3 separate regions of the Homo sapiens genome follow, and all the other regions are linked to region 2. A link is a loop called in an ENCODE intact Hi-C map of the cell type or tissue named here. Cell type or tissue: CD4-positive, alpha-beta T cell. All regions are shown on one strand. Each heading gives the region's core, and the rest is flanking DNA. Links, peaks and the distances in the headings are about the cores only.

The links. Hi-C counts contacts between places; a loop is a spot of excess contacts. Peaks named below come from ENCODE experiments on the same cell type or tissue, not always from the same donor. Only the 100,000 strongest peaks of a DNase experiment are listed, where the experiment ranks them.
Region 1: a loop joins it to region 2, with 4 times the contacts of the local background. A loop is called at or near these places in 8 of 110 quality-filtered maps.
Region 3: it touches region 2 in a loop (4-fold over the local background); 18 of 110 quality-filtered maps call a loop at or near these places.

The regions. Positions count from the first base shown.
Region 1 is chr7:50,261,696-50,273,043 of GRCh38, forward strand. No RefSeq gene overlaps it. Among named protein-coding and RNA genes, the nearest start is that of IKZF1, 37 kb to the right of the region's middle. RefSeq lists enhancers at 5,372-5,471, 8,778-8,837. In CD4-positive, alpha-beta T cell, for the core only: no CTCF peak of the experiment used is centred there; DNase peaks (open chromatin) are centred at 3,416, 5,386 and 6,806; H3K4me3 peaks cover 1,578 bases; H3K27ac peaks cover 4,900 bases.
Region 2 is chr7:50,367,446-50,372,445 of GRCh38, forward strand. The region is part of intron 3 of IKZF1 (IKAROS family zinc finger 1); the gene reads left to right. Among named protein-coding and RNA genes, the nearest start is that of IKZF1, 65 kb to the left of the region's middle. In CD4-positive, alpha-beta T cell, for the core only: a CTCF peak has its summit at 2,184 (motif pointing left); a DNase peak (open chromatin) is centred at 2,166; H3K4me3 peaks cover 751 bases; H3K27ac peaks cover 3,836 bases.
Region 3 is chr7:50,305,289-50,310,288 of GRCh38, forward strand. All of the region lies in intron 1 of IKZF1 (IKAROS family zinc finger 1), which reads left to right. Among named protein-coding and RNA genes, the nearest start is that of IKZF1, 3.1 kb to the left of the region's middle. RefSeq lists a silencer at 3,972-4,071. In CD4-positive, alpha-beta T cell, for the core only: no CTCF peak of the experiment used is centred there; DNase peaks (open chromatin) are centred at 1,743, 2,163, 3,513, 3,783 and 1 weaker place; H3K4me3 peaks cover 5,000 bases; H3K27ac peaks cover 5,000 bases.

The sequences.
Region 1 (11,348 bases), core at 3,170-8,169, 100 kb before region 2:
TTCCAGAATGGACACATCTTTGTGAATCAATCACTGTGCTTTATAAGCATGTGTCAGCTTTTTCTACATGTGATGCGTGCCTGGATGCAGCCCTTGTTTATGGGCAGGCCTCAGTGTGGGAGAGATCTCTATCTGTGGGTATTCAGATAACTAGGACACCCTGTTCTGTTTATAAGTCAATCTTTTACTGATGGGATTTTGACTTTTTCCCTCCTAGTAGCATATTATGGACAATATTTGTTACTGGCATGACTAACTATAAAGTTAGAATACTCAGCACCCTCTTCCTAAATTATAGCAGCAATGATGGTAGAAAACACTCTTTTACAAAAGAGATATCTGACTTTCTCTGGTTTTGAATCTAATGAACATCAGGATGCTTGAAGTTTAAGGTTAGATAAGTATCAAGAAGCTGAATGCTTATCTGGAAACTTTGAACTTTCAGTGCCTATTTGGGTAGAAAATGTCATGATTATACTTTGTTGCCTGATTTCCATAACTTCCTGAATTTGAAGGGGCCAGAAATTCTTTGAAAAAAGAAAAACCACGGTGGAGTCCGACTGCCTCTGATGGCAAATAGAGTGAACCAAACAGAAGTGTTCAGGAACCATCTCAGCTTTCCATCTCCACCTAACCCTACCCCATAGATAACCCTGCACTTCCTGGATTTTAAACAATCGGTAGTTGGATGGCAGGGAGTTGCAGGATTTCTGTTTTTCATTTGTACCTGGCAGTTTTATCTCTCTGTGGAGTCAGGATAGTACAGCAGGCCACCACCCAGACCTTCCACTCACTGTCTCAAACTCCTCATCTGAAGATGTGAACAGAGATCACCATTTCACAAGGTTCTCATGGGAACCGGTAAGCCAACGTACATTTCCTGGCACACCTCAGGCTCTGAAAATGCCCATCTCCCTCCCCTTCTTCTTCTGCCTTCCACTGGGGGGACTTGTTCTGGTAATGGGACTGCCCTCCCCACCCACAAAAAAAATAGGTTATATAATCCACCATGTGTGTTATTGCACCATATGATGAAGAACTAAACAGACAACCTGTGAATTTCCATTGAGAGCTTGCACCCCAAGATGGAGTCAAGGTTTGAGAAGGCCATGCAGGAGGAGGGAGACTACACTCACCACACCACTTCTCTCTGGAATAGAGAGAAGGCCCCAAAGAGGTCACTCCCGTCTGGTTGATTAACCTTGCTTTAAGTCAATTAACAAACTTTTTCTTTGAAAATTTCCAAGCATAATTGTGATTATCCCTGACTACAACACATTGATTCAAAAGCACAATGGGAAAAGAGGAAGAAAAGGTCCCTCCCACCTCTGTCTCTTGCCTTTCCTAGATTAGGTGAGTGAACACAGTACTGAGTCATCACTGGACTTGATTCTCATTCAGTAGCCTCAAACCCAGTGAAGTTGGACAAAACAGGAAATGATCTGAAAGAGAAGATCTACAGGGGCCAATATGAAATGGCAGGGTGCTCTCCTCCCAGAGGAACTCTATATTAAACTGTGGAAGTTAACCAGATAATTGCCAACTCAGGATATTTCAGAATAGCAAATCTGATCTTTCTTTTTCAAACTGAAAATCCAGTAAGAAATGTTTTCTTACACTTTTGTTTTATATTATCTTTATCCTTTTCACTTATTTCTATCCTAAATGTCTATTAAATTTGAATTAATCTCTCCTTTGATACAGTTTCTCTCTTACTATCTGGTCTGTAAGAATTTAAGGCATAGACTATGTATATCTTTGTTCACCAGCATCGTTGGTGCTGGCATAGTTCCCAGCATAGTGGAGAAACAAAATCACTATATAATGCACTTTTTACTGTGGATTAAAGCCAAAAAGATTGTAAGTTCTTGAAGAAAAAAAATCTCTCTTTTGCTTCATATGCATCCCCCTCTACAAGGCTGAGCATCTCACCTTCCACATAACAAGTATTTATTATCAAATAAATGAATGAATGAACAAAAGTATTAAACATTTATTCAGAACCTTCTGGAGGGCAAGCTAAAAAGAAACGTAATGGAAGACAGGTTCCCTGTCCTTTATGAGGATAAAATTTAGTTGGGAAGGGATGATATAGATACAGAGAGTTAGATAACATTGTCAAGTAAATTTAAGTTACCTATGATGTGTGCAGACATGGAACATGGAAGAAAATTTACTAAAGACATAATCACAGGCAGTTAGGAATGCCTTCTGGGAGATACACAGACTGGAAGCAGCTCTTACAAGAAGGACTGTAGAAAATGGAAGATGTAGGTAAGGAAACTAAAATGTTGCCATGTGTTTGATGCATATTTTCTTATTTCATCTTCACATGTCATCAAAGAGGGGGAAAAAATAAGAGCCCATGCGTAGTAAATAGTGGGTCAGGATCTGAATCCAAAGCTAACTGACTCTGAAGAATATTTTCATTCTTCATGGGAATACCTCTCACCTGAAAATAGGAAGAAGGAATTAAATGAAGGGAGAATGGCATGAGAAAGGACCTGGAATTGGGGGGCATGCCTGGTTGCAACTGAAGCTGAAATGTTAAGATGGAGTGGAGTTAGTTTCCAGGGAGGCAATGCTAGAAACATAGATAGAAGCCAGATGAAAGCAATAGTCAAAAGCATGCTCTGCAGCTTGGACTTTGTTCTGTGCTTTGAATGGAAAACTTTTCAAAGATGTTAAAAGGTAATAAGTATTCCAGGAAAATTAGTCAAGCTCTTATATAAGGTAAAGTAAAATGGGAGGACTCAGAGGCAGAGAATGAGAGCTATTGCAAGCGCCCAGCGGAATGATGCTGACAGACTTGGGTAAAGTGAGTTATTCATTCATTCATTCAGTCCCTTAAGTATTCTCAAGTATCTCAAGAAATACAGCAAAAGAACAGGGCAGGTGCAATGCTTTTTCTAATGGCACCTACTTTCTAGTGGGGAAGAGAGACAGTTAAGAGGAAAAAAAATGAATATTGTTAGAGAGGAACAGCATCATGAAGAATCATCAGGATAGTGGGGTGAAGAGTCAGATAGAGGGGCTGGTGATGTGCGAGGTTGAGTGGACAGGGAAGGCCTCAGGAGGGCAGAACAAGCCCCAGGACCAGAAAGACCAGGCAGCAGAGTGGGGAGGGAGCCTGGCTCAGGGAAAGTCTGCAGAGAGGACAGAGGTCTGACGATGCAGGGTTCATATTGAATGAGGGAAGAAAAACATGAATGAAAGACACACTAGGAAGATAGGTTCTGTTGTAGGTTCTGTGTGTCTTTGAACATGGGGGTAAGGAAGAACTTCAGGGTGATTTCAGACTTGTGATTCTCTAGGACTAAGAGGTGACAAGGAGAGGTGAGGGTTTGGCTTGGGGGGAAGGGGAAGTTTTCGGTTTTATGAAAAAGAGCAGTAGGAGATAGAGGTAGCCCATGACTCATTTGTGGCTTGAAACCTCTTTCTTATAAGAGCAAAACTATTTTCTTTCATACCATTGTGGAATTTCCGAAGCTGGAATTGCTGACTACATCACAGAACTCATTTGCTCAGCTGAGAATGTTGTGTGCCTTGGGAAAGGTGGTCACACCTACCTCTACCTACAACGTGTGAATGTGGAGTGTGCAAAAATGCCAAAGGGGCAGGACTCCAGGCATTTTTCTATCAAAACACATTTCACTAGTTTTAAATTTGGTTATGAATAGCTCTCCCAATTTTGAAATTGTTTTAAAGTTGGCTCAGAGTTAAAAAAAAAAAAACCAGCCACATTAAGAATGAAATCAGGGAGCATGAAATATAAAGGAGTGAAGATGGTGGAGGGTATAAAGAAAAACCTCTGTTGAGAGTTGAGGGATGGAAGATAACATACACAGAAGCTTAGAAACTGATTGAGGCCTTGACTCTGAGCTTCCTTGGCTTGTCTAAGTCAGGACAAAATAGGAAAACTCCAGTTTGCACAATTCACAGTCTGGTCACAGTGGATCTTGCTGCTTTTCAGGAAAAATCACATTCCTTGGCCCCGTGCTTTAGAAAGGTATATATGCATAGGATGCAAAATTATCAATAACATCCCTGGTTTTTTTAAAAAAATGGCCACAATAACAATTATTCCATGTGGCTGTTTCTTTCAACAATCCTTAGTGGAAAATCTAAGTCTGAAAAGCTTTGTGGCGTCGTCTTGAGAGGCAGAGAATTGGGTCCAGGTATGTACATTTCTGGAGGTCTGGCTTAGTCCTGGGATAAAGATTGGATAATCTTGATGAAAAGGCCATCACTACAGCCTAGGGTGTCCTGGGTAAGTGGCATCTCTGAAGGTGGTGGGTCTCGCCTAGCAGACAGGCACTGTACCTGCAGCCTGAGGGAGAGGCTCTTGCTCTGTTCAGAGAGGGTGTTATGTTAAGAGGGTCACAGAGCTGGGCTTGTGCTGGAGCACAGGGCAGGAGGGGTAGGGGGCAGGGCTGTACTGCCTTTACTGGTCTTCACCTCCTCCCTTCTGGTGGGCTCCACCAACTCTTCTTCCTGCCCCAAGTGTGTGGTCTGCATCACCCAACACTTGTGACTTTCCTGTCATTCTTTGCCCCTGTGCAATGCTACTTTGCTCTTGAGAGTCTCGGCTTTTTGCCGGGAAAGATCATCACAGCTCATCTTCCTGGAGAAACCAGAGACTATTGCCTCCCACCCTGACTTCCCAGTATGTCAGCTTGGATAAGTGCTTCAGAGGGGGTGAATGACACTTTACACTTTGAAATCAGGAGTGTCTGTTCTCAGGCTGACCCAGAGCCGCAAGGCCACCTGTGGCACCCCTTCTCCATGCCCAGGTGACTCTTCTGAGCTGTCTCTACCCCAGGCACTTCTGCAGTCCTGCCCCTCCACCTTCATTGCCTTGGCTTGTCCTAATTAAAATTTGTAATTTAAAAAAAAAAGAAAAATCAAAAGCTGGTAATCGCGAGCCTTCCTTGTAAAAAACACAGCTTATTTCTATCATTAGCAACCTGTGCTGCAACAGAGCCCCTGACACGTGCATTTCAGGAGCAATTAGGAATCGCTGGCTGCATTTACATAACATTAAAATCACTGTCTACATATGCAAAATAAAATGAATCTCTTCCCATTGCTCCCACAGGCACTGGCCTGAGATAGATTTCTATCTGTTTTTGCATTTTAGCCACATGGATTTATTTGATCTGCCCATTATTTGCTTTCCTGGTAACGGGAGGTTTCCCTCCACTCTAACTGCCTGGCCAGGAGCAGCAGGCTGGGCACACCCGCGCCAAACCACTCGGGAAGAGGGGGTGAGGCGGGGCCGCGGCCTATCTCATCTCCCCTCCCCAGCATGCCTTGCAGCTGCAGGAAGCCACCCACCCATATTTCAGAAACCACAGGCTCCTGTGGGTTCCGAGAGCCTCTGTCCTGGGTGTGCTTTGAAACATGCACACAGTTTAATGTCTTGTTAGTCACCTTCTTTTACATTGCTCAACTGGAACTGGGAAGGAGCACCAATTACTGTGAACCATGCATGGTTTGATCTTCAGTCTTCCCCTTCCCTCAAGAGCAGCCATTCTGGTAGCAATGCCCCACTGCTGCATGATAGAGTTCTAGCTCAGCTGGTGTGTAGAAAGGAGGAGGCTGTTTCTTGTTATGAACACCTTCCCACCACACAACAACGAGCTCTAAGCAAAACCAAGATGTTTTTAGCTGCCACCTGTCATATCAGAACCCAGGATGCTTCACTATGGAATGAGGAAGAAAAGCCCACCTAGTTGGAACCACGATTGAGAGTTGCTTCTCCCCTACTCCTGTGCCCCTGCAGTCTCTCTTTCCATCCAGAGCCCCTCTTCCCTCTCTCACCTGCCTACTCCCTTATTTTAGACTCAGCCCAGGGCCTGAAATGCACACTTTCCCCTCGAGCTTCTTCAGGACTTTCCTCTGGCTCCCGAGGCCCCTGCATTTCACTGCTGTAGCTTGTGGTCTGAGCCCCTGGGGGACAGAGCAATGTCTATCCCCCATCCCTGGAGCTCAGCAAAGAGTCTGGCTGCAGGAGGCACTCAGAAGATGCTCCTCAGCTTGAAGTCAAGAAGACTCTGGTTTGCCTAGCTGAGGCCTACCTGGTTGCAGAACAGTTAAAGAAGGAATATGCTAGATCAGAGGTAGCCAGCCAAGGCCAGCAGTAGACTCTGCAGCTGACACCTTTAGGCCTGCCTGAGGCTGCAGTGAGCACCTCAGCTGACCACATTCAGCCTTCCTGACTGCAAGACTGGAGAGGCCAGCATGCCTTTGCAGCTGCAACTCCAGAGCCAATCAATCAATTGCCCAGGGTAGGAACCCCTCCCAAGGCAGTGCCCTCCAGTTTATGAGGCCTCTGCACTCTGTGACTTCTCCATCCTCACAATGCCCTGTTACATGGGCAGTGATTAGCCACAATGCACAGATGAGGAAACTGAGGTTCAGAGAGGTTACACCACTTTTTCAAGATCACATAACTCATAAAGACCAAACATATGAACCTACAAATGTTGATAAATCCAAGTCACTGTGTTTTTGGTTGTTTTCTTTTCCCTAGCCACCCACTAAGCCTGGTGACAGGAGCAGCTTCATGGGCCTGCGAGCAGTGCAGTCTCTCAGGGTTTTACAGTTAATGCTCTGTGGTTGCAGTCTTGAAACTGTGAATAAATTTACCTTGAATTTGTGTTTTGTCCGTAAAGTCTGACGAAGCAATGGAGCATGCATTGGGGACTCGGAGACTCTGCTCATGTGGGGCTCCCTTCCAGGTGCCTCCCCCTCCCAGGGATGGGTTCTCAGCTACCTGCCCAAGCAACCCCCAGCAACCACTGCCATCTGCTGGGAGGGGACCTGAGCCTGTGCATGGGAATGGTTGGGCCTACACAGTTGTGAACAGGGCCCTGGGTACCTGTGAGTGTCTGCAATCTCCCCATGAGTATTCCTGTGTCCAAGGGATGTGACATTAAATAGCAAGTAAAAAACACCATGACAAGAGAGAGACCCAGAAAGAAGGAAGAAATGTTTTTCCTGCCATTTGAGCAAGGGACCCCCTAATTTCAGTTTGCACTGGGCCCTACAAATTATGTAGCAGCCCTGTCTGGCAGAGGTGTGCCAGGTAACCCTATGTGTCCACTACCTTGCAAGATGGATGGTGGGCAATTGGCCCTTCCAGTGCCCCATAGGGCCTAGTATCTTAGATTGTAGTTATTCTTAAGGAATAGGATGAAAGGAGGAACAGCAGCAAAATGCCACCTTCATGACGTGCTCCAGAGACTGACCTCCTTCCACCTCTCTCTCAAAATTCATGCTCTGCTAAGCCAAGGGCCTCATTGGCCAACAAGTTGAGTTCAGGCCACCTCCTGCTCAAAGGAGAGGATAAAAAGTATTGTTGAATATCTAAGAGCTATATTTTTAACACTTGTGTCTAAAACAAGGTCGCAATTTTGCATCTGCAATAATTTATGCCTGGAAATAAGGAAGTGAAATTCCCACCTACTGGAAAGACAGTTAGGAGGGCTGTTCCATGGGGCAAGTGTGGTTTAGAGCTGTGCAAACACACATAGCAGGTGCAGGGAGACTCAGGAGCCATGAACAAGCAGCTGCCATGAGCACTACTGCTGGGTACCAGAGAGGGACCAGCCTTCTTTCCTCATTTGAAATGCGGGAAAGGGCAAGAGCGCATACTTTACAGGGGACAGGCAAGGTTTGAAGGAGACCAGACCAGAGCAGGATTTGTCTGTGTGAGATGTGTGTCCCCAGAAGGGCAGTCTGCACTGCCTGGCATTCCATCCCAGGAGTCTCACTGCCTTAAGATGCTTGCAATCCTCCCCTGTTAGGCTCTACATAAAACTGTGTAACTTTTTTCTGTCCTGCACATGCTGGTTTCCTCTACTGGGCATCCCTCATGTACTCTTCAGCCTTCACCTCTGCTGGAATTTCTTTCAGAAATCTCTGAGCTGAGATATGATTGGTACTGACTCCTCCACCAGCTTAGGAGTGGCCATGAGGGCTGACACCCATCCTGGTATCACACTACCTTGGCCTGTACAGGGTTAGGATCCAATCAGAGGCAAGGATATTTGCTAGGGCCTTGGAGAAAAAGAAGTTTGTCTTGTGGGAGACCTTCAAGGGCAAACATCATCCTTTTCTCTGAATGGTAGGGCATGAGAATACAAGGTCTGGATGTGAGGGCTGAGATGATCCAAGGTCCACCAAGTGCAGTCCACCAGGCCGGCACTGCAGAAGGCAGACCACAAAAGTAGAGAGAAACTGAGCCATTCATTTCACTGCCGATCCATTCACTGGATCCTGCCCCTGGCATCTGCTCTCAGCTTTTAAAATTGGAGCTGATACATTTCCCATATCATTTAGACAAGTTTCAGGTTTTTTAATTAAAAAATTTTTACTCATGTCATAGACATTAAATTATATATCGATGTTCAATTTGCATTTTCATAAAGTAGTGAGGTTAACTCTTAATTTTACCTCTTCTTGACCACATGGCACAGGAAAGCATCTCAAAGTCCTTACCAGGATAACTCTGTGGACTGGGTGATTGATGCACCCCAATGCGAGCCTAGAGCTTGCATTGTGCTCATTCTATGGAAAAACAGTCAATCTAAAGAGCATGGCAGAGTGGGCTATGGAGACTGTGGTGGGCAGAATTCTCAGACAGCCCCAGTGACCCTCACCCTTGTATAGTCTCCTCCCCTTGGGTGTGAGCAGAACCTGTTGAATGTGTTGAGATAACCACTCCTGTGCTTATATTACAGTTCATGGCAAATGGGGTTTTGCAGATGGAATTAAGGTCAGTAATCAGTTGACTTTGAGTTAATCAAGAGAGATATCATCTTGTTGAACAAGAGCCCTTTTCATCCGTCTCTAGTGGTCAGAGATGGGAAGTGAGATGCTCAAAGCATGAGAGAGATAAGACGTGAGGGAGATTCTCTGTGGCTGGCTTTGAACATGGAGGGGACCACCTGGCAAGGAACATGGGCAGCAGTGTGAGCTGACAGCAGTCCCTGCTGAGAGCCAATGAGGAAACAGGGCCCAGCCTTACAACTCAGAGGAACTGAATCTTCCAATAACCTGAATGATCTGAGAAGGCGGTTCTTTCCCAGAGCTTCCGGATTGAGGACTCAGCCCAGTGAGCATCTCAATTTCAGCCTCAGGAGACCCTAAGCAGAAAGCCCAGTCACGTTGTAACCAGCCTTCTACCCACAGAATTGTGAGGTGATAACTGGGAATTGTTTGAAGCCACTAATTTCATGATAATTTGTTATGCATCAATAGGAAAGTAACACAGAGGGACAGACCACAGCAGCTGTCTGAAGTCTCACCCAAAGCTACAAGGCTATTTGTACCCTGGCCTTCACAGTTATTTGGAAAATTAGAGTCCTTTTTCGCCTAAGTTTATTTAAATTCAATTTCCATTCTTGGTGACCAAAAGCCTCCCAACATATTTCTTAAGTTCTTATAATATCTTTTAATTTATATTTTATGATATGCTGCAAAGAATAGGACTAACTGGACCAGGGATATTCAGATTTTTAGCAACCTTGCTGAGAATTTTTAATTGTTTTCCAAAAGAGTAATGTCAATATATCCTGCCACCAAAAAAACAAACAAAAAAAAAACTATGAATTTACCAACAGCAGCATAAATCTACCATTATCACTCCTCTTGTATTATTTGGTTAAAAGGTGGTATTAATTTGTACCTGCATTTTGTTTTGTTTTTTAGCTTTCAAACTTAATATGTTTAATCAATTTGTGTGAACTCTCTGTTCATTAATTATGATCAACTTTCTATTGGAGTGCTGGTTTTTTTCTTGCCATTTTTCAGTGAGAATACCTATTAATTTTCTGTCATACTTAAACCATTTCTGTTTGGTTTTTTTTGAATTTTATTTCTATTAGGTATATTATACTTGTTTGGTAGAAGTCTCTTATTTTTATGTTTCATATCTGTTGTTTCCTTTAAGATTTCGTATATTGGCCCAAAATTTTGGAATCATAAAAACCTTCTGATATACACTTTACTTCTCTTTACTTCTATATTCATTTCCAGGATTTGTCCATGTCATTTATTTCTTCAAATACTCACGTCTTAGATTTATTTATCTATTTTGTTTTTGTGTGTTTTCTATTTTTTTCTTTTATCACATTTTTAAGGTGGCCTCAGTTGCCAGATACAGAATCTCAATTCAAATCAGCATGAACAACACTTGATGATTTATTTAAAAGACATTTGGGTAGTTCACAGATTCGAAGGCCAAGATGAAGAGTGACGAGGGTGGAGGAGGCCTAAGAGGGGAAAACTGCCTTCCTCTCTTTTTCTCTCCTAACTCCAGGAGCTCAGACTATTATTTTTTCCATTGGCCTAAATTTTGCCCTGCTGAAGAGAACAGGACAGCTCAGGCCTGAAGTTCTGCAGCTCCATCACTCAAGGCAATGATGAGCCCTCTTCCAGAAGCACCCAGTAAAGTCCAGGGAAGGGCCCAACTGGCCCAGCTTGGGACCCCTGCTGGCCCAGCAGATGGAATCCTATAACAACTGGTGAGTGTTGCCTCTAGAAGACACTTCTTCATTCTCACCTAGTGAGAAGGCACTAAAACTCAACATTGGTTTTGAGCTCTTCATGGTACAAAGCCTCCTAGAAGTCTGAACCAGGCAAAAGGCTGACCTCCAAAGTCAGGCAGTGGTCTCATCATTAAGAGGTGCTGGGAAGCTTCCTGATGACCCCCCTTCCTGCCATGCCCTGTGTTCTCCCGGAAATGACCGTGAGCACCTGCTACTGCTGGAGAGCAGGGATTTCCCAGGCTGCTGTAGGACGCAGGCTCCCAAGGAATCTCACATCTACCATTCATCTTTGGAAAGAGATTCTCTAAGTCAGGACTCCTTGGTTTTATTTGACCAAATTGAAAAGCTTTTGGATCGAGCTTTCCTTTGTTATTATAACAGCAGTAGGAAGACCAAGAAAGCAGTATTCTTTACAGAATACTCTACTTTGCCTGAATATCATGGTCTGCTCATGCTATTTACTACATAGTAATTTAACAAATTTCCTGGGCTCCCTTCTTAAATAAGTACGCTTTTTTAGTAATTCACTCCTCATTGGATACCACATTGCAATACCTAATGATAACTTTTAAGACACATTCTGGGAGGGGAGGGTAACAGGCTTCTCTCTGCTCTCTTATATACTTCTGTTTCTCCAGTTCATGTTGGTTAATTTTATTTGCATCATTTGGAGCTTTGATTTTAGTCAGCATTATTAATAATTTACTCTTTGACTTAATGGGGCTGCTGAGGGGATGAGACAGGTCTGATTGAAGCAGTGTGAGCTCCCTGGTATGGACAGCTATGGGCATC
Region 2 (5,000 bases), core at 1-5,000:
TTATGAAAGCAGCAGATAAGGACTAATCACCAAAAGGGGTAGCTCTTTTGTTGGTTGGGGAAAACAGGAATTTTTCCCCCACCCAATGTGCTGCATTTTCTAATTTTCTATGAACACTTCCTAAGAAAAAGCTGAATGAAGAACATTTGCGATGCAATCAGCTCATTAAGAAACACGCACTTTTGTGGAGATACGTGCTGTCCCAGGAGATGCTCTGCGAGGAGCCGAGTGTTTGGACTGGAGCTGCTGAATGGTTTCTCACAGTTCTAGAATGTTTGGGGCTGCACCCTCTAAGATGTTGAACCCATCAGTAATTGCTCCAAACCACTTTATGGGATATAATGCTGTGAGTTGACACCTGAGGGGATTGTGGTCCTGTTCATGAGTAATTACTTTTCTGTTGCCTATAGAAGGGCCAGCAATAGCAGATGAGTAGCTGAACAGTGGTTTTGAGTAATAAAACGTTCTTTTTTAAAAAAAAGTAATGCTTTCTGTTAAACTCTGACTATACTCTCTCCTGGTATCACAACCCAGCTTTCTTTTTGCCTTCTTTATTGCAGTTACATATGGGGCTGATGACTTTAGGGATTTCCATGCAATAATTCCCAAATCTTTCTCTCGTAAGTATATGCCTTGCTTCTGGAAAACAAAAGCATGCCTTCATCTCCTATCATGTAAATATCGTACGTGCATGTTCCTTCATCAACCCCCGAGATACATTAAATATTCACTGTTCTATTCGTTAGACACCTACCATATCATTTTTGGGTATTTATACCATAAAGTGCAAAACGAAGGTCTAGGCAGTTGTGCGGTGTCCTGGGAGCATGGCAGTGGAGTAACAGTAAGGGTTGGAGTCACAGTAGCACTGATGGGATTGTTACTTCGCAGATGCTGCTGGACAGCTTTGAGATTACTCCTGTAATCCTTTTTATTGAGTGTGAGGATAAAATGGCCATATTTTCTGTCACCAACAAAGAACTGAACATGGTTTCAAGATAATTTTTACAATTTTGTGGGACAGGAGAAGGAGATATGCTCTTCATCTGTGGTTCTGGAGTATTAATTTCAGAACTGAGAAGAGAAAATTGCAGGCCTCCAGGCCGTTATTCTGTGGTGCATCGCTGCTGGAGCCAACGTACTGTTCCTGCTTGGTGCCCGCAGGACCTTCTCTGATCTGAGCTGTTAAACCAAAAACAGATGTGAATTTCATTTTTCTTTTTTAGATATTGAGCTGATAAATGATAAATATATTTGGGTAACATCCTCAAATGAGTACTTTAAAGAACAGAGAGTGCTTTTGAAAATGTATAGAGAGCTGAATATTTAAAGCCATACAAGTTGATAATCCCCTTAGGACCTGTATTAGTAAATCCTCTAATACTATAAAGCAACATCAGAAAACAGGTCGCATTTGTTAACACTGTGACAATTATAATTATAGGCTCTAATTTGAACAGTGCCAGTAACAGTTAAAGACAGGTGTCTGACATCCTGGTTATCAAAAACTATCTGGTGTCTAAGGAATTTAACAGTATCAAAGTACATCTTTTTGCTCACAAACTAGATTGGCTACTTTTCCAGCCTATAGAAGTTACAGAAATCTTTCTTTTACTGATATTCCTTTGATTCCACTTTAAAGCAATAGCTTGATACCTACTTTTTGAGATGTATATGTATGTACTTGTAAATGCTTATATATGTGTATTTGTTTACACGTGAGCTTATATGAACATATAAAACATTATGGTATTGGACAGAGAAATGATATTGATTTGAAGAATCATATTGTTGAAGTATTTTGAGAAGTCAAATGCACTTGAGAGTAAGCTAATGCATCCTAAAACATGTTTCTGTGAAGTCTGAGGAAGGTGTCAGCCAGAGCATATGTTGAAGCAGACCCTTCAGTGAAGCCTTCAGTCTGTAAGAATCGCTGCATGTGAAGATGTGTTAATGTTATGATAGTTACAGTTTTTATAAAAGAGATGATATACACTTGGATATGCTTTCTGTCTATATTTATGCAAATGTGTCCATAAGGTATTGGTGTCTCTCTTTCTCTCCCACTCTCCCCAGTGTTGGAATTGTGACTATCTTCTCACACAAGCGGCTACTTGGTCTTGATGCCTTCCCCCGCAAAACAGCAACCAAACTGTTCTGGGCCAATATCACCACCTTGTGGTCATGATGAAGAATTGCCCCCTTTGCCCTCAACACCTCTTTTCTTCTTGAAAATTAAAAACAACCCCTTTCACCCCCTCTACTGTCCTTATTCCAGTTTGTGTCCGTAGTTGCTGGAGGAAAGAAAATGCCTATTGCTCTTTTTTTTATTCTCTTTATCTGTTTACTCTTCTGCCTTTCTTTTCTCTCCCTGACTTCATTCCATTTAAAGGCCTTAAATTGCAAATAACGAAAAAAGTATTTTCTAATAATATACCCTAGTGGGACGAAAACAACCTTCTACATTTTAAATGATATTAAGTTATAATAAATGGTTCCATGAACTTTAAAACGCTTAAAAGTTTTATAAATCTCTTTTAGAGGCAACACAAAAATATCTATATATATATCTTCTCTTCACCTCAAATTTTCATTTAATTACCGTGATTCAAGATATATCTTAAATATTTCCATTTCATTTGATTTTTACTTGCTAGTCACCAGTGTTGCAAGAATATTTCTGTACCATTTTTCAAGTAAAATATTGAGCATTTCAAGCTTACATGGCCTAAACTCACACTAGAGTGACTACTTCGGACTATCTTTTCAATGGAAAAATGCGTTCTGAGTACCAAACATTTACTTTTTCAGTAAATATGAAGACACATTCTAAAAAGGAAAGGGAAATGAAGAGGAAGCTTAATTCATTGGTCAGGTGGGGACTAACAGTGTACATTATACCTATGCATTAAAAAATGTTTAATTATCCATGAGCACATACAGTGCCTGGCACAGATTCAGGCCTCTTGGCTCCTCTTGGCATCTGAGTTCCTTGGATTCTCCAGATTCTTCAATCCAAACTTGTCTATCTACCAAAGTCCACCTTCCATACAGGGGTGTGGGGTCTCTCTTAGTACTGTTGGGTGCCAATAACATAGAAGCCCTCCAAGATAGGTCAATGAGATTTTAATTTTTCCCAACTTTAAATAGCATCTGGGAAGGAAAGCAGCTTTTGACTAGGAGTTTGAAAACATCCACTCTTCATATTTATTGTCACATTTATTGAGTAATAAAATTGGGCTCTTGTCCATTATCTCTCAGTCAATGAAAGAGCCCACGGTGGGCATGAGCCAGAGTGTTCCGGAGAAAGAGAGGACCAGTCTCCATTTCATGTTCTATATTTAATCAGTTCAATTCAGCACCTTACTGAGTTTGACATTTTTCTAAGTAATGGGGTGGGGGGTTACAAAATATTTATAACTATCTTTCCTATCTTCAGGGAGATGTACCATTTCACTGAAGCAATACCACAGCTAAGCAGTTCCAGCTCCGAGTAACAGAGGAAGGAGTGAGCGATTTAGGAACTCACAGAAGGGCACGGCCAGGCAACTCGGGCCCTGGCAAATGTTCCATAGAGACAGCATCCATGGGGTTGAACCAAGCACAATGCCTGCAAATCGGGCAGGCGGGTTCATGGAATTGATTCTAGGGCAGGTATGATCAGCACCATTTAAGGAGTGGCAGTTGTTAAGAAACTGAAGGGATTTCTCATATGGCATTTTCAACAGAATTCAGCAGGAGCCTTGCATATCCCTTGGGATGGGTTCCGGGGTATTATGGAGCTGCCAGGAGGTGCTCAGCTTCAGTAAGTGCCAGTCATTCCTTCCCAACCTCCTCCTTCATTAGTGGAAGTATCAGCTGGTGTCATTGCCTTCTTCAGGAGGATGGATTTCAAAATGAAGGGCCAACAAAACTCACATTCTCGCAGAGCCTCCGTCACAACTGCATGTGTTCACTGCCATCAACAGGCCAACACCCACTTGTTCTTTTCTTCTAGGTAAAGGAAAAGGTCTGTGGGACAAAGGCCCTGAACTCCTCACTCCTTGAATGGGAGGCATATTGGTGGAGGCTGTCACACAACTACAGGTGGCAGGAACCTGCCATCAGGGTTCCCATCAGCCTCCAGGGCTTGCTTCTCTGCCCTGTGTGTGGACACCTTCCATCACTGGAAACCCCTCTCTCAGAAGAACCACTTCTTGCCCTCATCTCCCACTTGCCTCTCCTCGGCACCTTCTCCACCCTCAGGGGCCAAGCTGAGGAAGTGTGCATCCTGTGCCACCAACCTTGCTCGCAGGAATTAGTTTCAGTCCCCAGTGACTGACTCTTCCAAACCTGCACCAGCCTATGCTGCCCTTTTGAAAGGAGGCGTGCGTACAGCCTGGCTGGTACAGAAGATTCCAGATTTCAGTGACTACAGGACGCTGTCACCCCTTCTGTTTTTCTTTTTTCTGTCCACATCTCTGATTGAGCATACCTTCAGGGAAAACCCCAGAAACCTTTTTCACACTTACATGGGAAGCCAAGACACTCTCATCCTGGGCTTGTGTTTTTAAAATCTATATTTTAATTTCACAGGTCCTTACATTTATGACTAATAGATTTCAGATTTTGAGATACAATCTGTAGTTGCAACTTATGAAGATAGTTTCAAGCCCTGATTTCTGTCATCTATGAAAACAGTAAGCAAGTTGCTTGTATTCTCCTCCTAGCTGGATAAGAGACCCCCGTTTTCATGGACAGCCTCCTTGGGTGGACAGAAGTCTCCTGATCTTGTCTATGTAACCAGCACCCACTTTGCATTTTTCCGCAAAGAAAAGAGGAGCTTAACCCCATTTACGGGAAATCCACGCACTGCTTGAATCTTACGCGCCCCGTGGTGACGGTGTTGCCCACTCTGTTCCCTTCCCACCAAATCCTGCCAGCACCTGGCAGTCATCCAGTCCTTGTCTTAGACTTCACCAACCTTTCCCGTCATAACATGGCTTAGAAGTTGTCCGAAT
Region 3 (5,000 bases), core at 1-5,000, 62 kb before region 2:
TTATACTATAAATATGATGAGATCGAGTCTGAACTTAATTTCTGCAAGAGAGGAATTATCCCGGCTTTGAAAAGTTAGTCCTTTTGCTGACCGCAGGTTTGACGCTCAAGTCACCAAACCTTCTCAGGAAAACCCTTAGTAATATTAAGGCATCAGGTTACTTGCGGTTATATTTGAAATGTATTTTAAATATTTGTCAAGCATCGCTGCTGATGCCTAAGGAACCTCGTGAGGGCTTGTTTTTCCTTCTAATTTGGAGGCATCTAATGACCGAAAACCGTAGCGATTCCATAGGGTCTGACCAGGCACAGCTTTCAAATGCAGCTTCCCTCTCTCTAGGGACTGCAGCCCACCCAGACTGAATTTCAATGCGGTGCGCTTTGCTTAGGTTACCCACTCACAATTTCCCACTGCGCCGCAGGCAGTATATTTCAGCTTTGAGATACCTTGTTTTAAAATTCCAGACAAAATGGTGTTGAGGAAATGTCTCCTTACTAGTCCCATCAACTTCTGTTAAAAGAGGAAAATTTATGGAATTTGAAAATACTGCGTATGATATTTAAACTTTCATAGACATTCAAATGCTTTTAAGGCCAGGTTCAATTTGGTTATGAGTCGAGGGGTGGGGGGGACCCACATAGAAATGTCCTGGGTCCTCTTGAGTTTATTTCTTTGTTTGAAGATGTTTGTTCAATGAGTTTTATTGTACTCATCTTTTATATGGAATTTTAAAAAGTAACAATTTCAGTATTATTTATATTAGAATGTGTCAGAATTATTTCCGTGACAAATCAGATCATTTGGGCTATGGCTTAAAATGTACACGAGGCAAATATTCATGACAAGAAGATTCACCTTCTTACGCTGGCATCTTGTAAAATGCAGAACAAGTTAAAGAAATAATGTGTACACATACAAATAATGATGTCACATTAAAAATACTACACTATTCTTGCTTGATGGAATGTATCTGATTTCCAATTTCACCATGAACATATTTCATACATTTTTTACATGAAAAAAAACGTGACTCTTAAGTCTCACAGTCAATCAGAGCTGGTGACCAGAACATTTTATTGAACTAAATGGTCATGTTTTCTTCCCCTTTTGTTTCACGGTGAGAGTTGAAGGAAGGAGTTTAGAAACTCTCCAGTACTTGTTTAATTCATCAGTGTTCTAATTAGAGTGGTACCTCTTGGAAAACTACACACCCCCCTAATGCAGAAACATCATAGCAATAATCACCCACCCTCAGGGTCTCCAGGAGACCACAAGGGCTGCAGATAAAAGTCTGGATGTGTTAGGTTTGACCCTTTCGAAGAGTTTTACACAGGCTCCTAAAGAGAAGATCAGCTGTGGCCGTTTGTAGCCATTTCCTTTGTCGAAAAACTAAGATCGCAGTGAATGTATTAGCCAAGAGGTCTAAAGCCCTGTTGTACTGCAGGCCACTGTCTTCCTTGTTTGACTAGAGACTTGGAGTTTGAGAACAGTGGTTCTTTGGTTTGGATACATTTTTTGTTCTTGATTTGGATGTGTGTGTTTCATGCGTGGTTAATATAGCATATTTTCAATATAAATGTCAAAAATTTTGAAATAGGAAAGAACTCTCTATATATTAATGTACTTATACACACACTTCAAGATTATGCATTTATTAACAGATACATGAAATAAATTCCATGTGCATATGCACATATGCACACAGAGCGTGCACACACACAGCATGCACACAGCGTGGAGTGAGAGGCATGGGGCAGTGTGGAAGAGTTTTAACATCAAACAGACCTGAAATGAGTATTAAAGGCCCCCTTTATTTTTAAACTTTTACTAAAACAAGATGGATTTCCCTATGTTATATAATGGTGAATTTTAGGCATAAATAACGTTTTTTGAGTGTTGCATAATTGTACGTATTAATGTAATGTAACTGTGGTTAACGAAGAATTCATCAAGGATATCACTGTTTTGTGGCATTTTTTTTTTCCTCCTCTAATCTTTGGACTTGTGAAATAATTTCACTATGAAATAAATGTTGGTTCTTGTCATATTCTAAGGGAGATTGATGTAAGTGGCTCCACTCCAGCTTACAGAAGGTAAACCACGACCTTTTTGCGTTCTCTGAAAACGCTTGTCTTCCGATGCCTCTGTTTCTAAGACTGACAAGCACTCTGGGGGCACTGTGACGCCTGCTTCTAGCGGCAGAGTTGCTGCAGCTCCTGTCCTGGCTGTGAACATTGTTCTCTCTCTGGTGTCTCTATGTTCATAACTACAGAGACTTCAGCTCTATTCCATTTCATATTTGTGCTGAATAATCATTCCATTTTATGGGAGAAAACACAAGATGTAAAAGCAACAAGTGACCCATCCTTTGAAGCTTACAAGAAGAGAAACATTAATCTATTTCACGTCTTGAAAACAGATCAGTTTTATTTTGCTCAAAAAGGGCACATGTACATTTTTGATCTAGGTCTTAGAAACGTAGAGTTTCAGAGGATCAGCATTATACACACTGTCACACACACACACACTTAAAATTCAGATGAGGAACAAGATAGGAATGAGGTTTTGTTAGGGACGCAGAGCACCTAAAACCAAAGGATATCGACAGTAACAAAGCTGTTTTTACTGTAGTGCTGACTGAACACTCATGCTGGTGTCTTCATGTGGACCATGGCTTTCTTGTATTTCTTTGCAGTTTAATAAATGACTTCATATCTCAGGTTACCTTTCCACATCTCCTGGAATATATGTTTATGTCCTTAAAGTTTCAGTGTCGTCACTTTAGTAGCTTTAGTTTGAGTTTTTAAATGTTTGGTAATATTCCAACAAATATTTTTTAAGACATTATGAAACCTTATGAAGTGCCATATATTACAAGTGAGATAAAACAGCAAGCAAAAGAAGGTTTGCAGAAGGTTTTTAAGTGGCGAAGTGCGGGCCTGCCCATTTTGGTGTCTCCTTGGTGGTTACTCCTGAGAAGGGCCTGGAGGAAGAGCAACTGAGGCCTAATCTACAGGCAACTGCCAAATTGTTTCAGTTGACGTTTTTCCCTCTCATGTTTGACTATAATAAATAGGTAGTTGCCAGTGGAGCCTTCAGCCAACCACCTGGTAATAAACTGTTAAAAATGGTGCAAACCCTAGGTCACAGGTGTGGGGGCCATTTGTCTTGCCTGTTAACAGGCCTGGCCTTAATTCTTTTCTCCCATGGCCATTTCTGCCTTTGGGGAACTCACAATTCCTGTTGACTAAAAGAGCACCCTTTTCCACCACAAGCCTGACAAATCAGACGTCCACATAATTTCTGAACTCGTTTTGGTTAGGACAGGAAGCACAGGCTCCCTTCCTGTCTGTGTTTTCCTAAGAGAAAACGGTCTTCCCTCCTTTTTTGCATATTTGGCAAGTGGTTCCACCTTTCTCTGCACCCTGGTGGAGTGTGAAGGCAGCAGAGGAACCTTTTGGAGGAGGAAGAGGACACAGAGGCCCTGTAGCCAGGCACCAAGATCCCTCCCAGGTGGCTGGGTCTGAGGGGAACTCCGAGCAGCCCTAGGTCCTCAAAGTCTGGATTTGTGTGGAAAAGGCAGCTCTCACTTGGCCTTGGCGAGGCCTCGGTTGGTTGGTGAGTGCCACACGGTTTCTTTGTGTGCTTGCATGGATTGGAATAGCCATTGTGTTCTTCCGTCTTCCCTGCTGGTGTTTCCACAGTGGGTGGCCTGAGCCCAGAGCAGCTCCCCATATCCCTGTGCAGGCCACCTGTCTCGGGTGATGGAGAGCATCATTATGCTCCGTCTGAACGCTCTGCTTTCGGATGGCCCCATGCTCCACCTCCTGATAGCTCGTGGCGCGGGGCCACGGCTTAACAAATGGCTGAAAATGGGTCCTAATTAGTGGAAAAGTGCTTTCTTCATATTTTCTCACTCGAGTGTGCAGTGATTCATTTTTCTTCTGCAATCAGCTCACTGCTAAAGTAAATCTGACTCTCTTCCCGCCATTGCACACCAAAAGTTAACTCTAATGGGTAGGAGGTTAGGTTTGTTGAGAGAGCAATGCAGTAAAAAGAGGGGATCCAATGTGGTCTTGTCTGTCTGGTCTTCCTTTCTTCGTTTTTTCCTCCCTTGTCTTCTCTGTCATTCCCTTCCCTCCATTTGCCTTGCCTTTCCTGTCCTTCCCTTCCCTTCCTTCCCCTCTTTCTTTCTATAATTGGTGGGGGGTTTGCACAGACTGCCAAAACACTAAGAACTGTGTAAAGTGTTTTTGAATGGCCTTACACATATTGAAGTAGATTTTTATGCTCCATTTTTGAGATCACACACTAAAATCTATACCTTTAAAGCATTTTCTGTTAGTTTGAAACTATTTGAAAATGAACAATGTGGTTTAGATTAGAGTCCTGTTCTGAAGCTAGGAGTTCCACTATGAATATTGATTTATCAGTTTTTGACAAATTTTTGTTGTTATACCAGATTTTCACTGGCAAACCTAGAGCAAATAAAATTCCACATAAGATACTTCCCTAGACCTAATGGGAAAAATGTTTAATTTAGAGTCTTTAGGAGAAATGAGAATGAGGAATTGACCTTTTGTAAGCTTACTTCTGAGGCACTCTGAAGTGTGTTCCAGTGCTTTTAATGGAAACTAGAGAGAGCCAGCAACCCCCTAGTGTGAGCCCCACTTTTAACCGGAAAAAGTGACCTTTTCCTCCTCCTTTGTGCTGAGTTTTGCGTAGGGCAGAAAATTAAGCTGATATTCAAAGAGATTCACTGCAAAAACATATTGATAAATCGTATATTCTATTTCATTAAATTAAAACCATACTGCTAATTATCTCAGGTTGTTAAACATAAGGCAATTAATTATCATTTTAAAAGTTGGTAGGAAGTTGTGAGTACTTTTGCAGTATGAGTGTTTTCCCGCTTTAGTATGAGGTTGTGTATGTTTGCTTGAATTTACAGAATTTTCACTTTAAGAGCAGACAATGTTTTGTTAAAGAAATGAAATTTG